Linked DNA regions of Homo sapiens: region 2 is linked to region 1. The links are chromatin contacts, found by Hi-C or POLR2A ChIA-PET in ENCODE. All regions are on one chromosome and are shown on one strand. Each heading gives the region's core, a stretch centred on a gene start or an enhancer-like site at or near the end of the contact. The rest is flanking DNA. Distances are from core to core; before and after follow the strand shown.

What was found. Hi-C counts contacts between places; a loop is a spot of excess contacts on that map. ChIA-PET counts read pairs that join two places held with the same protein, here RNA polymerase II (POLR2A). Pooled maps may share reads with other maps.
Region 2: a loop to region 1 is called in a map of posterior vena cava, with 8 times the contacts of the local background. The contact joins two enhancer-like sites. A Hi-C loop is called at or near these places in 1 of 168 maps with a recorded cell type or tissue (posterior vena cava) and 1 of 50 pooled maps. POLR2A ChIA-PET finds 5 or more read pairs at or near these places in 3 of 52 experiments (K562, WTC11 and activated CD4-positive, alpha-beta T cell).

Annotation. Positions count from the first base shown.
Region 1 is chr11:63,697,762-63,702,407 of GRCh38, reverse strand. All of the region lies in intron 1 of RTN3 (reticulon 3), which reads right to left. Among named protein-coding and RNA genes, the nearest start is that of RTN3, 19 kb to the right of the region's middle. Within about 2 kb of position 2,912, at least 3 of the 41 ENCODE cell types and tissues checked have a DNase peak (open chromatin) inside an H3K27ac peak, as active enhancers do.
Region 2 is chr11:64,000,565-64,005,325 of GRCh38, reverse strand. All of the region lies in intron 4 of MACROD1 (mono-ADP ribosylhydrolase 1), which reads left to right. Among named protein-coding and RNA genes, the nearest start is that of OTUB1, 17 kb to the right of the region's middle. RefSeq lists an enhancer at 4,256-4,761 and a silencer at 4,449-4,761. Within about 2 kb of position 3,046, at least 4 of the 41 ENCODE cell types and tissues checked have a DNase peak (open chromatin) inside an H3K27ac peak, as active enhancers do.

The sequences.
Region 1 (4,646 bases), core at 1,663-4,162:
GGGTGGCAGAGGTTACAGTGAGCTGAGATCACGCCATTGCACTCCAGCCTGGGCGACAGGGCGAGACTCTGTCTCAAAAAAAAAACAAAAAAACAAAAAAACAAAAAAAACCAAAACCAAAAACACAAAAAAACCACACACTAAGAACATAAAATGACTTTTTCAATAAAAATGATGAAAAAAGAATAAAAAAGCCATGTGAAAAACAAAACCCTCCAAAATTGTCCCTAAATACTGAACTTTACATATTAACTCCCTTTTATCTTGCAATTATAAAAATATTTTCACAAATATTAGAAATATATTTAAGCTAGAAGATTGCTTTAAAGGACAGGGCTATAGCTATAAGTACTAATTCATGAAAACTATTTAGTTTCAAATATAAAGCTGCTTTTTAATTATATGAAAATGAAGTACCACATCTACTCCTACAAATTAAAAAATTGTCCTTTCCTTATTTATTTATTTTTGAGACAAAGTTTCACTCTGCTGCCCAGTGCACTGACATGATCACAGCTTACTGCATCCTTGACCTCCTGGGCTCAAGTGATCTTCCTGCCTCAGCCTCCCGAGTAGCACTGACTACAGGTGTGCACCACTACGCCCAGATAATTTTTTATTTTTTTCTGGAGACAGGTGTCGCCATGTTGCTTAGGCTGGTCTTGAACTCCTGGGCTCAAGCAGTCCTCCCACTCAGCCTCCCAAAGTGCTGCGATTACAAGCATGAGCCACCACACCCAGGTCTAAGTGATACTTTAATCAAGGGTAGCTCTCTTGCTCCTGTTTTTGCCATGTGACATGCCTGTGCCCCCTGTGTCTTCTGCATGATTGGAAGCTTCCTGAAGCCTCCCCAGAAACTGAGGAGCCTCCGGCACTTTGCTCCCTATAAAGCCTGTAGAACTGTTCACAAATAGAGAGAAATTTTACTCTCTGGCTCATACCCTGAGTTTCATTATACTTTATGTAGATGATTTAAATAAAATATGGGACTTTTTAGCTGATTAAATTTAGAAATTGAGATGTTAAAAGATATTCTAGAATGAGCTATCAAGACACAGAAAGACATGAAGGAACCTTAAATGCTTATTGGTCTGTGAAAGAAACCAGTATGAAAGGGCAACATACTGGCCCAGTCCAACTATATGACATTCTGGAAAAGAGCTGTACATTTGATATCAGGAAAAAAACAGAAACAACAAAATGATATCAATACTTCAAACAGCAAGGGTTTAGAAAGTATAAAAATTTGGAAGAGAAGTACTGTAAGAAACAAATTATATATGAGCACTAAAAGCTGAAAATTCTTTTTTTTTTTTTTTGAGAAGGAGTCTCGCTCTGTCACCAGGATGGAGGGCAGTGGCGCAATCTCGGATCACTGCAACCTCTGCCTCCTGGGTTCATGCGATTCTCCTGCCTCAGCCTCCCGAGTAGCTGGGACTACAGGCGCGCACCACCACACCTGGCTAATTTTTTGTATTTCAGTAGAGACAGGGTTTCACCATGTTGGCCAGGATGGTCTCGATGTCCTGACCTCGTGATCCGCACGCCTCAGCCTCCCAAAGTGCTGGGATTACAGGTGTGAGCCACCAAGCCTGGCCTGAAAATTCTTATCAGGATACACAGTGACCAATGAAGAAGATCAAATAAAAAATAACATTTCAATTAATCCTTTACTTCTCAGGAGGCTGAGGTGGAAGGACCATTTGAGCCTAGGAGAGGGCAGTTGCAGTGAGCTGAGATCATGCCACTGCACTCCAGCCTGGGTGACAAAGTGAGACTCCATCTCAAAAAAAAAAAAATAAAAAGGATGGGGGCAGGGAAACAGGTCAGGTGAGGTGGCTCACGCCTGTAATCCCCACACTTTGGGAGGCTGAGGCAGGTGGACCGCTTGCGCCCAGGAGCTCAAGACCAGCCTGGGCAACATGGTGAGATCCTGTCTCCACAAAAAATTAAAAAAAAAAAAAATTAGCTGGGTGTGGTGGCATGAGCCTATAGTCCCAGCTACTTGGAAGGCTGAGGTAAGAGGATTATTTGAGGCCAGGAAGCTGAGGCTGCAGTGAACCGTGATCACACCACTGTACTCCAGCCTGGGCAACAGAGTGAGACCTTACCTTAAAAAAAAAAAGTAAAAGAATCATGTTTTCCTATCTCTATGTTTCCAGATGGATCCATTTCTACATGCATTTACTATCAACATTAAATCTCTGCCAATGATGCGTTTAAATCCCAACAAACCTGAAAAACCAAATACTTCAAGCCCAATGCCAAAGAAGAGCCTATGAGCATGCCAGCTGTTTGCCTTTTCACCTTCACCTAACACCACTCCCTCCTAATGGAAAATTTCAACATGCAAATTGTTATGCAGATGCAGAACACAGATAACTGGTAATGGCTGGTACAATATTCCATGAGGTTTCTAACTTACAAAACCACATTGTATTCATATTCTGTATTTGTGTCACAGGGAACTGAACCCCAGAATGATCTTAATCCTCAAATGCCATTAATGAAACCATTTTCATTAAGTAGCGAAGTCCAGGACCTGTGTTAGTACTGGTAATACAGTGCCCACAAGTAGCTGAAAATCAAATATGCACCAGTAAAACTGTATGAGTTGTGGGAATGCAGCAGAGACAGCCACTATGGTAAATTAAGAATGTTTCAGAAGAGGTGGTAAGCTTGGTTTTAAAGATTTAAGTTCATGAGGTGAACAAGGAAGGGAAAGGCATTCTGGGGAGAAGGAACAATTGGCCAGATTCCAAATGGCTTTAAATGCCATGTAATCTGGATTATATCCTTTGTGTAATAAGGAATCACTGAAGGTTTTTAAGTAAGGGTGTGACAATATCACGTGTTTTAGAAAGAACTCTGGCAGCAGGGTAGAGCATGGACGGAACTGAAAAGCTACTGCATAATCTTGGCAAGAGATAAGGGCTCGCACTAAGGCAGTGAGGATGGGAATGAGAGGACTGCTGACAAGAGAGAAGACAGGTCTTGAGACCATCTGCCTGGATGTTAAAGACTGGAGAAGTAAAAGATCACTGAGGGACTAAATGAAATGCCATGGTTGGGAACACAGAAGGAATTCTTTTTTTTTTTTTTGAGAAGGAGTCTCAGCTCTGTCGCCCGCCCAGGCTGGAGTACAGTGGTGTGATTTCAGCTCACTGCAACCTCCGCCTCCCAGGTTCAAGTGATTCTCATGCCTCAGCCTGCTGAGTAGCTGGGATTACAGGTGCATGCTACCACACACGGCTAATTTTTGTATTTTTAGTAGGGGTTTTGTATTTTTAGTGGGGTTTCACCATGCTGGCAGGCTGGTCTCAAACTCCTGACCTAAAGTGACCCGCCCACCTTGGCCTCCCAAAGTGTTCGGATTACAGGCGTGAGCCACTGTGCCCGGCCAGGAATCCCTTATATTATTAACTTTCAATATAAAAAAGTTGCCTAAGGCATATATAAGTGGCAACTGTTGAACAGGCAGTGCAGTAATAGGGACAGGCTCAGGAGAGAGGTAAATGCTGTAGATAAATATCTGGGAATTAACATTTGGGTGAGAACTGACACCACTGCAGTGAATACCTTCATCCAGGAAGAAATACAGAAGTTTTACAAAAGAATCTTGAGGTATCTCAATATTTAAAGGGGCCAGTGGTAGGAGCTCGGGAGCAGGTGCTGGCAGTCAGTCGGAACAACCTCTCCCAGCCTTGCCTCATGTACAAGACAGTATCTGGAGTCAATGGTTCCTCAGTGATCTTAGATCATGTTAAGTTTCCCAGGTATGCTGAGATTGGCCACTTGATCTTACCAGATGGCATGAAGAGAAATTTTAAAATATGTGTATTTAAAGGGGATCAAGAAAGAAAGACCAGTGAAGAAAACAGAAAGAAGTCAAGAAAGGAAAAAATGGTGCCATTTGGAGAATGCTTTAGAGAATGGTTAAGAGTCAAAGCCATTGAATGGCTAAATTAAGACTATGAAAAACAATCAGACGCAGTAGCTGATGCCTGTAATCCCAGCACTTTGGGAGGCCAAAGCAGGTGGATGGCTTGACCTCAGCAGTTTGAGACCAGCCTGGGCAACATGGTGAAATCCCATCTCTACAAAAAAATACAAAAATTAACCAGGCATGCTGGCTTGCTCCTGTAGTCCCAGCTACTTGGGGGGACTGAGCTGAAAGGATCACTTGAGCCCAGGAAGCGGAGGTGGCAGTGAGCTGAGATTGAGCCATGGCACCTGGGCAAGAGTGAGACACTGTTTTAAAGAAAAAAAAAAAAAGACTATGAAAAGGGTCACAGAAATTAATTTCGCATTGATGACTAAAATGAGAGTGGTAGAGGGGGAGGGAACAGACACTGAAGACTGAGGAGTGAAGGTAAGTTTAAAAAACACTGAAAACAAAAAGTATGGGAAATACGGGTGATAAAGGGAAGAACTAAAAACTGGGCAGCAGCTATAGGGAGAGGCAACGTTGAGGGAAAGTTTTTTAGAAATGAAAATGACAAGTATATTTACAGAAAGACAGAAAGGAGCCAATGAAGAAAAAAGTCTGAAAATACATAAAAAAGAAACAATTTTTTCTGGAACAAAGCCCACAAAATTGCTAGAAGATATGGGATTGAAAAAGCACAGGTGGGCCGGGCGCGGTG
Region 2 (4,761 bases), core at 1,797-4,296, 300 kb before region 1:
CCGGGCGCGGTGGCTCACGCCTATAATCCCAGCACTTTGGGAGGCCGAGGCGGGCGGATCACAAGGTCAGGAGTTCAAGACCAGCCTGGCCAACATGGCAAAACCCCACCTCTACTAAAAATACAAAAACTAGCCAGGCATCATGGCACACGCCTGTAATCCCAGCTACTCAGGAGGCTGAGGCAGGAGAATTGCTTGAACCCGGGAGGCGGAGGTTGCAGTGAGCTGAGATCATGCCATTGCACTCCAGCCTGGGCAACGAGCAAAAAACTGTCTCAATAAATAAATAAATAAATAAATAAAGTGGATCTTAGTTTCTGCTCCTCCTCTCACTGTGGGGCCTTGGACAGGTTGCTTAACCCCCCTGGCCCTCAGTCTCCCATCCCCCTTGACACCTTCCAGCATATCTCAGTGCTCCCCACCACTCTTTTTTCTTTTCTTTGAGATGGGGTCTTACTATGTTGTCCAGGCTGGTCTCGAACTCCTGAGCTCAAGTGACCCTCCCACCTCAGCCTCCCAAAGTGCTGAGATTACAGGCATGAGTCACCCCTCCCAGCCCCCACCAGTCTCTGGAGGCCAGAGCTCTGAGACTCAGAGAGGTTAAGTGACTTGCCCCAAACCACCAGCAATCTCGTGGCCAGGAATTCTGGGAAGAGAAATCCCAAAGAGGGCACAGCGTGGGCCAGCCCCACGGGATGGTAGGGGGAATGGGGGAGCAGAGAGAGACCAGGAGCAGGTCCAGGCCTGCGGGTTGGGGTGCCCTGCCCTCGGTAGGGGCACAGCTGCCCTCCTGGTCCTGTGGGCCACAGGCCTCCTTATGTTCCTGTAAATAATTAATTAGCCCCTGCCTGCTTGTTTGTTTAGCATGAGGAATGCTCCCCCACTGAGATGCATTTATTGCTGAATAAATTTAAATATCTAATCTTCCCTTCATGCATATTACAGCACCCTAAATAGCGGCCAACTCATCCTAAGCGCCTTGGCGGATGGCCCCACCGGAGCCTGCCTGCCTTCCGCCTCTGCTGGCTCTGAGGACTGCCCACTCCTGGTGCCCTCCACTGCCCCAGGAATGCCCAGGGCCATGGGCAATCACTCAGCCCAGCCCTCCTTCCTTCCACAACATCCTTCCATGGGAGGCGCACAGATGCTGGGCTGAATGCTGGCCGTGGAGGCTGGAAGGCAGGGCTTTACCACAGCAAAGCAGGGAGATGCCTAAGATGGGGCGGAGGGTCAAGGGCCGCTCAGAGGCCAGGGCTTGGGGCAGAAAGAGGTTCCTCCGGGCTCAGGCGAGGGCAGGCAGAGCCCCAGTGGCATTTGAGGAGCGGCCTGAGGAACGAGAGCCCACGAAGGAGACGGGAAGTCCCGCTGGATGGAGGGAGCCGTCAGCGCTGGGGGCAGCCAAACCGTCCAGAAAGACAGTGGCCTCAGAACACTGTGCAACAAGAGGCCACCAGGGCAGCCCCCCTGCTGGAAGGGGACGTGCTGATGTGGGGAGACACTGCCTCCCCAAGAGCGTGGACAGGGGGCCATTCAAACCAGTCAGCCAGAGTGGTTCAGGGCGAGGCCCTTTAGTGGTCCCAGAGGAAGCAGAGCCACTGAGGTTGGGAGCCCAACCTTCCAGCCGTGTGGGCAAGTTTTGCTCTCTGTGCCTCAGTTTCTTCTTCTATAAACAGGAAAAATAATAAGACAGCGGCTGTAAATCACCACGCAGGTGCTTACCCAACAAGAAGGCTGACAAAGGCCATGGGGGGTGAGTCATACCAGCTACTTAGGAGGCTTAGGCAGGGCAACATAGCAAGACCCTGTCTCAAAAAAACACAGGCTCACATCTGTAATCCCAGCACTTTGGGAGGCTGAGACGGGTGGATCACTTGAGGTCAGGAGTTCAAGACCAGCCTGGGCAACATGGTGAAACCCCATCTCTACTAAAAATACAAAAAATCAGCTGGGCATAGTGGTGCGCCCCTGTAAGCTCAGCTACTCGGGAGGCTGAGGCATAAGAATCACTTGAACCCAGGAGGCAGAGGTTGCAGTGAGCCAAGATTGCACCACTGCACTCCAGCCTGGATGATATAGTGAGACAGAGGGCTGATATGAAGGAGCCATATCAGGGGGAGTTTAACGGTAGAGGAGGGTGGAGGGAAGAAGGGGCTGCAGGGAGGAGGCAGAGGGGCCTTAGGGGCCATCTTCTGGCCACAGGTGGAGGAAGGCTTCATCTTTGACCTGATGGAGAAACATCTCAGGGGGGTCCCGCCACCCAAGTGGGCTCTGCCTCCCCAGGAAAGACCCCAGGTTTTCTGCTGACTTGGGGTGAGGGTTGAGCTGGAGCCTGGAGGTTTGTTTTGGTGGCTGAGGGCCCTGGAGAGGAGACTAAGGGTTGGTCAGCTCCTGTGAACTGGGAATACCCCACCTCCACCAGGTAGCCCCAGGGATCAGGGCTGCTGGTCTTTTCCAGCTGCCTTGGGGTGGGGTGGGAAGAGGGAAGAGGGAAGGAAGGGCATCTCCCCTGAATGGGACCCCAGGAAGCTTGAGTCTCTAGGACCTAGCTTAGCCCCAGGTAAGAGCCAGGACAGGGCCTGGAGGGCAGAGCTAAGGGGACTCTGGGAGTGTGTGTGGGAGGGGTCCTTTGGGCCTATGGCTAAGGAGAGCAGGGTGGGGGGGTTCCCCTCTGCACTCTCAGGGGAGAGAGCGAGAAGGCTGGTGTGTGGACAGGGAGGGACACGCAGGCAAGAGGGGCCAGGCTGCACTCTAGCTTGTTGGGGTAGCAGTGGGCTGACAGTGACCTGTCCCTCATCTCTGCTTTAGGGGAGCCCCTCCCTGGGGCCCCTGCAGAGCCATCACCTGGCCCAGGCCCTGTTCTGGAACTGCTGGGGGTGAGGAGGGGGCATCTGGCCTGAGCCCTCTGCCAGCATTGATTCCAGCTCCCTCCACCTCCCTTGCGCCCCCAGGTCAGCCCCAAAGGCCTGGCTGCAGGCCAGTCCACTTCCGCAGGAAACATTAAATTCCTGAAACACTGAGCTCCACTTCCCCGCACGGGCCCCCACAGCTGGCCGAGGTCGCCTGCAGGGCGGTGAGCCCCCAGAGACTTCGAGCAGCCGGTGCCAGGTGCTCGACCCGGGAGGCTCCTAGGAGAGCCAGCTCAGACAGATCCCTGGGCTCACCCCCACACACTGTGAACACCCTGTGTGCACCCACCTCCCATCACACTGATGTACACATACCCGAACATGCCCACACTGTCACACTGTTGTTAATAACAGGATACACTCATGACCTCCATTCTTGCCAAGCACTGCCTTAAGCACATTACAAAGTTAGTTTAACTCAATCCTTCCAACAGCCCAATGAGCTCTGAGGTGGGTGCTATTATCCCATTTTCCAGATGGAGCAACTGAGACCCAGAGAGGTTAAATGATATGTGAGGGGTCACACATCTGTGGCTGGCAGAGCCAGGATGTGAACTCACGTTGCCCAGCTCCACAGCCCAGCCACGGCACCCCATTCGGAACACTCACTTCCCAGCACTGGGAGCTCCAGCCTGGACGCCCGCTCTGGGCCCTGCCTTCTTGCTCCATCTCAGCCTCGCCCTGGGCTACAGCTGCCTTTCTCCCTGCAGAGGAGAGGAGCAGGTGGAAGGGATCCAGGCCTGAGCCGTTCTCAGCGTTCCCCTAACCTCTCTGCCCACCCATCCCTGGGACGCTCTGGGAAATTGCCTGGTGCCAGCTCTGAGTAAAGTTGCAGAATGAGGTTTAATTGTGCCCCCAGGGCACGAGATCAAACAGCAAAAGAAAGGGGTGTGAGCTACCTGGCATCCCTGGAACTGTGCCGAGACTGAGGTGATGAAGGAGAAGGTGGCCTTGGTTTGTCCATCTGTAAAATGGGGAATGATGGTCCTCTCTTGATGCCCGCCTGTGAGCACCAGGCAGCTGGTGCCTGAGGAGCTCCTGGCGTGGGCGATCAGAGCTGCCAAAGATGGGCCCTGTCCTCCCGGCCAGCACGCGGCGTTTTCCTCTGTGGGAGGGTCGCTGTCCCGGTATTCCAGATAAGAGGGTGGACGCCAGAGAGGGGAAGGGGCAGGATCTCACAGCCGATGAGGGGTGAGCCCGGGCTGGACCCAGGCCTGCCTGAGGCCGCGCCTCTCCTGCGCGGTGCCCTGGCGAGGTTGGGCTGCTGGAGCGTTTCCTCCATGCCTCCCGCTGCGCCCCGGTTGTTTATCTGCGCCCGGGTCCCCAGGGTCGCTCGCGAGGCCCTGCAGCCGCCCTCGGATAAACAAGCCCATGCGGGGCCGTAATTAAGCTGGATGCGCTAACGAGGCGGTTCATTAACCAGCTGGGGTTTGCGCGCCAGGAGACTCGGGCCCGGGCGTCGGGCTCACCTCCCCGCGCGGCTGGAAGACCCAGACTCCAGCTACAGATCTGATCACCCTGTAACAAGGTGGCCTCGGTTTCCTCATCCGCAAAATGGGTCCTAGGGTTTGCCGCCGCCCCGTGATGGGGCGCCGCCTGGGGAGGTGGGCCTTGGGATCGCACCGACGCTGAGGCCCGGGCGGAGGCAGCGACTGGTCGCGGGCCCTGCAGCGCGCCCGGGACAGGGCTAGGGAGGGGCGTCGGGGAGGAAGCTTCCCCGTCACCCCGGCTCGGGCGGCGGTTCCTGTCCCGGCGGCCCCCGCCTCCCGGAGCCGCCCTGCCTGGGCCCTGGCGGCGCGGCCTGGAAGGGACAGGGTGGGCCGGGTGCGCCCCCTGCCGGCCTCCTTGCGCGACT